2 separate regions of the Homo sapiens genome follow, and region 1 is linked to region 2. A link is a loop called in an ENCODE intact Hi-C map of the cell type or tissue named here. Cell type or tissue: endothelial cell of umbilical vein. All regions are shown on one strand. Links, peaks and the distances in the headings refer to the core of each region. The heading gives the core; the rest is flanking DNA.

Evidence for each region. A loop is a pair of places that touch in the nucleus more often than their neighbours do. Peaks named below come from ENCODE experiments on the same cell type or tissue, not always from the same donor. Only the 100,000 strongest peaks of a DNase experiment are listed, where the experiment ranks them.
Region 1: it touches region 2 in a loop (8-fold over the local background); 2 of 110 quality-filtered maps call a loop at or near these places.

What each region holds. Positions count from the first base shown.
Region 1 is chr16:77,596,409-77,599,209 of GRCh38, forward strand. It overlaps LINC02131 (long intergenic non-protein coding RNA 2131), which reads left to right. Exons shown (of 3, transcript NR_184319.1): 2 at 2,677-2,801. Among named protein-coding and RNA genes, the nearest start is that of LINC02131, 6.9 kb to the left of the region's middle. In endothelial cell of umbilical vein, for the core only: a CTCF peak has its summit at 990; a DNase peak (open chromatin) is centred at 53; H3K27ac peaks cover 836 bases.
Region 2 is chr16:78,001,771-78,004,571 of GRCh38, forward strand. No RefSeq gene overlaps it. Among named protein-coding and RNA genes, the nearest start is that of CLEC3A, 19 kb to the right of the region's middle. RefSeq lists a silencer at 1,261-1,460. In endothelial cell of umbilical vein, for the core only: a CTCF peak has its summit at 1,367 (motif pointing left); a DNase peak (open chromatin) is centred at 1,381.

The DNA.
Region 1 (2,801 bases), core at 14-2,513, 410 kb before region 2:
CAAATTTGATGCATTTCCAAGCATTCTGGTGTGGCACAAGAATATTACAGATTCAATTCCTCAATTCCCAAGCATTTCCTGTTTCCCAAGCCTTCTGATGTGGTACAAGAATATTAAAGACTCATTTCCTGATTTTGATAAAGTTACAGTGTGGCTGGGAGGCAAGACATGCACAAAGATACTAAACATAAGTTTACATAAGTTATGTCAAAGTAAATGCTTTGAAAGAAAAGGTAAAATCTCCATGACTGGGATGTCAGGATAATGCCATAAGGGAGTGGATGAAAATTTGTCTTTGAGGAATGCAGTAAGCCTCATAAAATCATCATAAAGAAGAATGGAAAATAAAGACTCCTGGTGTGTCTGCGAAATAATTAGAGGACTAATCTGTGTAGAGGAAATACATTTATTGGAGGCAGGTGAGGTAAGGTAAAAGAAGGCAAAGACACTGGCTGCAGTCTGAATCTTCAGGGCTTTATTCTACACCCAATAGAGATGTCATTTAACAACGTAATGACTTACAAAGATTCTTGCTTTCAGATATTGGTCCGAGCATGATGTGATCAGGGGAAAGAACGGTGGGGACAGGAAGATCACTTTAGGGAGCCATCTTGCACATTTGGAATAAGAGGAGAATACAGGAGAATAAAATATGAACTCAATGACATCAGCAGAAATAAAAATTCTTTCAGAGGGATACTGAAGAAGCATGATTAACAGACTTTTGAGGTTATATGGATATTGTCAAAGAGGCAATGCATCATAAAAAACCACCCTAAAATTGTAAACTCAGTTGTTGGAAGAACTTATGATATGACCACTGAGAAAAAGAGAAGTTAAAGAAAAGTATTAATTTAGGAATGGCAGAGACCAGATGATATATGAGTCTGGTTTAAGACATGCTGAATTGAATCTATTGATATATTACTAGATGGAGGGACTTAGAGGATGGTTAAAAATATTTGGCTGAAGCTCAGGAAAGAGATTGGACACTGGGAGTCCCCTGTTGGACAGCTGAAGCTATAACATTAGATGAGCTCACCAAGGGAGAGGTGTTATGCAAAGAAGATTGCAATCCTGGGACCAAGACTTAAGGAATGTCCACACATAAAGACAGGAGACAAAGAAGTTGGTGTTAAAGAGAAAGAAACAACCAGAAAGACAGGATGGGAATTGATGTCTTGGAAAAGTATGGGATCCCGAGATAGTTACCTTTGAGGACTACTCAGAGTTCTGAAACATATTTTAGCCACAGGACCTTTTTGTCAAGTGAAAAATCTGTGAGAAACCTGAGAATAGCAGAACTGCTCCAGTACGAGATGGGTTGGAGACTTGAAGAACTGATGTTTCAGTAGGGCATGGTGGCTCACACCTGTAATCGCAGCACTCTGGGAGGCTGACACAGGAGGATCATTTGAGTCCAGGAGTTCAAGACCAGCCTGGGTGACATGGCAAAACCCCATCTCTACAAAAAAATACAAAAATTAGCTGGGTATGGTAGCACATGCCTGTTGTCCTAGCTACTCGGGAGGCTGAGGTAGAAGGACTGATTTAGCCCTGGGAGGTTGAAGCTGCAGTGAGCCATGATCAGGCTGACAGAGCAAGACCCTGTCTCGAAAGCAGATGAAAATCAAACTGTCATCTCAGCCCTCCCATCTCCAACCTGACCCCCACCCCAAGCATTCACCGCTACTAAGGGAGTGCTGGTTGACAAAGACTCCATAAAACAGAGCTTGAAAATCGTTGACTTTTGATTCTTTTTATTTTAAAGATGAGGAAACTGGAACACCGTGAGGAAAAGTGAAGAGATTATCAGTGACAGAATCATGAGTTTCATCCCCTGATTTCTGGTCTGTTAGTCTTTAATTAGCAACAATGCTTCTTACAGTGCCCAGAAACCTGAGAGAGAAGAGAGGTTCAGGGAGGAAGGATGGTGGCCTGTGTACAGAGTACACGGGGGATGAGGGAGTCCTAGAGGTGCTCCCAGCCCAACACAGACAGACAGCTGCTCGATCCTCCATCCCTATTCCAGGAATACACCTATCAATCACTTTCTGCAGGTCGCAGGAGATAATTTATTTTCTATATACCACTTTATACTTTTTTTTTTTTGAGATGAATCTCATTCTGTTGCCCAGGTTGGAGTGCAGTGGCTTGATCTCATCTCACTGCAACATCTGCCTCCCAGGTTGAAGCGATTCTCCTGCCTCAGCCTCCTGAGTACCTGGGATTACAGGCACCTGTTACCACACCCAACACATTTTTGTATTTTTAGTAGAGATGGGGTTTCACCATGCTGACCAGGCTGGTCACAAACTCCTGGCCTCAAATGATAGGCCCACCTCGGCCTCCCAAAGTGCTGGGATTACAGGTGTAAGCCACTCCACCCAGCCCACTTTATACTTTTCAAAGTATTGTCACATCCAACATCTTTTTTTATCATCACAATAATCATGGGAAGGGGACAAGTTGGGCAGGTAATACTACAGTATTCACAATGTACACAACGCCTCAGAGACATTAACTAACTTGACCAACTCACTCCAGCACCAGGATTAGAACTCCAGTGGCTCCCCACGAATAAAACAAGGCAGCTATTTGGGTTACAGAATCAGCACAAATAGCAGAAGGTTTTGTGTCTCACCTAAATCAATAACTAAGGATTTCTGTTTCCAGGTAACATGAAGAAACACACTCGATTCTGCCTCTCCCATTGAATAGAGCAATAAAACATGGACACAACACACAAAGCAGCTATTTGAGGACTCTGAGAAGGAAATGGCAGCACACAGATTGGGGGA
Region 2 (2,801 bases), core at 82-2,581:
ATTTCAAAAACTTTAAACTTCACTATAAAGTAAAAACAAAAGTTGTAAGAAATCCTTGAACTTGGACTCTGGACTGTTTCCCAATAACACATGCTAATGTGATAGCTAAGTCACTGAGCCTGCAGTGCAAATCCTGTTGCACCTCCTTAAAAAATCCTGAAACAAGTACAGGAGCCCTGCCCTTCACCTTCAGGAGTAGAGAATTTGATGTCATAGTGCTACAGGTCCACATTGACATTTGATTTCTCCAGGAGGGGAAAAAAAAACGTATTTGGTCATAAAGAAGCCATGAGTTATTTGTTAGATGAGGGTGGGCACCCTATTTTGCTTTTATGAAGCTTTCCTGGGAGAAAAAACTCTGCTACATTTTTAGTACCTAAATAGGGGATGCATCAGGATTGGAGGCAGTTAAAATAGCAATTACCAACAGCAGCTCTCTCCGGTCTACAATATCATAGAGGATTTCTATTTCCTACATTATTTGCTTTTATAATCTATGGATTTGTAGAATGTACATGCATCATTGTGCACGTAATCCAGAAAACAAAAAACATATGTGTATGTACATATGCACGTGTATGCACGTGTGTGTGTGTGTGTGTGTGTGTGTGTGTGTGTGTGTGTGTGTGAAGCTGGAGGTAGCTGGAGCATCTCTGGACCTCCAAGAGGGCTGATGAGAGCCCCAGAAAGGCTCCCCAGAAAGCCTAAGGGAGTGTTTCTCAAACTTCAGTTGTACCTCAGAATCCTAGGAGACTTGTGAAAAGCCAACACAATTGCAGACTAAAGCCCTCCCAGAGATTCTGATCTACGGAGACTGCCATTGCCTAGGAATCTGCATTTTTATGTACAGCAGCCCCAGGCGATTCTGCTGCATTTTGAAAAGTGCTGGTTAGGACCCGGGCCTCTCCTGTGATGGAAATGATCTGAGACTGCACAGCCCAGTGTCATCTCACCATGACAGGGGAGGCCCTGTTCTATACCTGGGTCTGTAGGTCAGGAGTGTGGGATGGCTCATGGGAAGGGGAGAAAGAGCTTGCAACTAAGATGTTCCAATATATTTTTAAAAATTAGATGCTAAATTTATAAAAATATACAGATCTACAGTTGCATGAAAAGCTTTTTCTCAATCCTATCTGTGAATTTCTATGGCAATGGAAATAAATTCATTTGAGGATAAAGGGGAAAGTCTAAGTGTCAGACCTTTTGTGAAAGAGACCTCACCTTCTGCCTCCCTCCCTTCCCCCTCTTCCGCCGCCATGACAAGCCCCAGCCTAAAAGGACATTCAAGGCTCCTCCCAGAAGGCTCCCAGCCAGCCAGCAACCGGGTACCAAGCTTGGACTTGGCGTCAGCCTCCTGCCACCTAGTGGTCAGTCCGGGACACACAGCTAATTTATCTTAATTTCCACTCCACTCTCATTGGTTGATCCAGCGGACATTTGTCTAGCTCCTGTAATGTTGCCAGGCAATTTGCTGGGCTATGGAGGTAACAACGACTTCGTCTTATAGCGCTGAAAGGAATGTGCTGGCATTAGTTAAATCATTCCCAATGGTGAAACTGAGGCCTGGAGGCAGGGAGTATGGCTTACACAGGGTTCTGCATCAACTCTGATAACTCGCTTAAAATATCCTTTTCTCAGCCAGGCGCAGTGGGTCACTCCTGTAATCCCAGCCCTTTGGGAGCCCAAAGCAGGGGAGGACTGCTTGAGGCCAGGAGTTCAAGGCCAGCCTGGCCAACATGGTGTAACCCCCTCTCTACTACAAATGCAAAAATTAGCCAGGCGTGGTGGTGCATGCCTGTAATCTCAGCTACTCGGGAGGCTGAGGCACGAGACTCACTTGACCCTGGGATGCAGAGGTTCCAGTGAGCTGAGATCACTCCACTGCACTCCAGCCTGGACGACTGAGCGAAACTGAGCAGGGGATAAGCTAAGCCCAGACTCTTGACCTGTAGAAACTCATCATGAATATGATCATATCATAAACAAGCCTCAGAGTTTGTGGTCATTTGTTACACAAATAGGAAACTAAAAAAAATTCAATAAATACTGAAAACGAGAGAGATGAGAGCGGGAAAGTAGAAAGTGAGGGAAATGGCAGAGGAAAAACAGTAAGTAGGTGGGTCCATTCTGTAAGGTATTTATTTGATTTTAGCACCAATGAACTCAGGAGGTCGAAAGATGTAACACTGTTTCACCCTCTCTGTGGGGGTGAGATGGGATGTGAACCTTCAGCACCAGTGACTGTCTCTTCAGCAAGCTCAGCAGGGAGGAAATAAAGTCCTATTGATAGTTCTGATGCTTAAGCCCCAGAGAAGCCTCCAGCCCAGAGATAAGTAAGCTTCTCTGGGTGTTCATATGTGGTTCACTTGTCTGCCTGTAGAACACTGGAACAGGAGCTGTTCATCTCCACCCAAACCACTAAGAATGCATTTCTCACAACTCAGGTTTTGTATCTACGTGGAAAAAAAAAATGCTGGGCAGAAAAAAAGCTGTATGATCTTCCTTGGGTGAAAATAAATTTTATCTCAGATACTAGTGGACATTAATTAAAAATTCATGGAATAGCTCTCAAGAGAGAAGATGTCAGTAAACATTAGAATATAAGCTCTATGAGGGCAGGGATATTTGTCAGTCAGGTTTACTCTTGTATCTTTGCACCTAGGACACTTTCTGGCACATAGTGGGGCCAACCGATATTTAACAGATAAATCTGAAAGAGGGTGGATAGAGGGGCTGCTGCAGTCTAGTCAAAACTAATCAGGGTCCTCTCTACTCATCGCCCAGCAAACCAGGTCTGATCG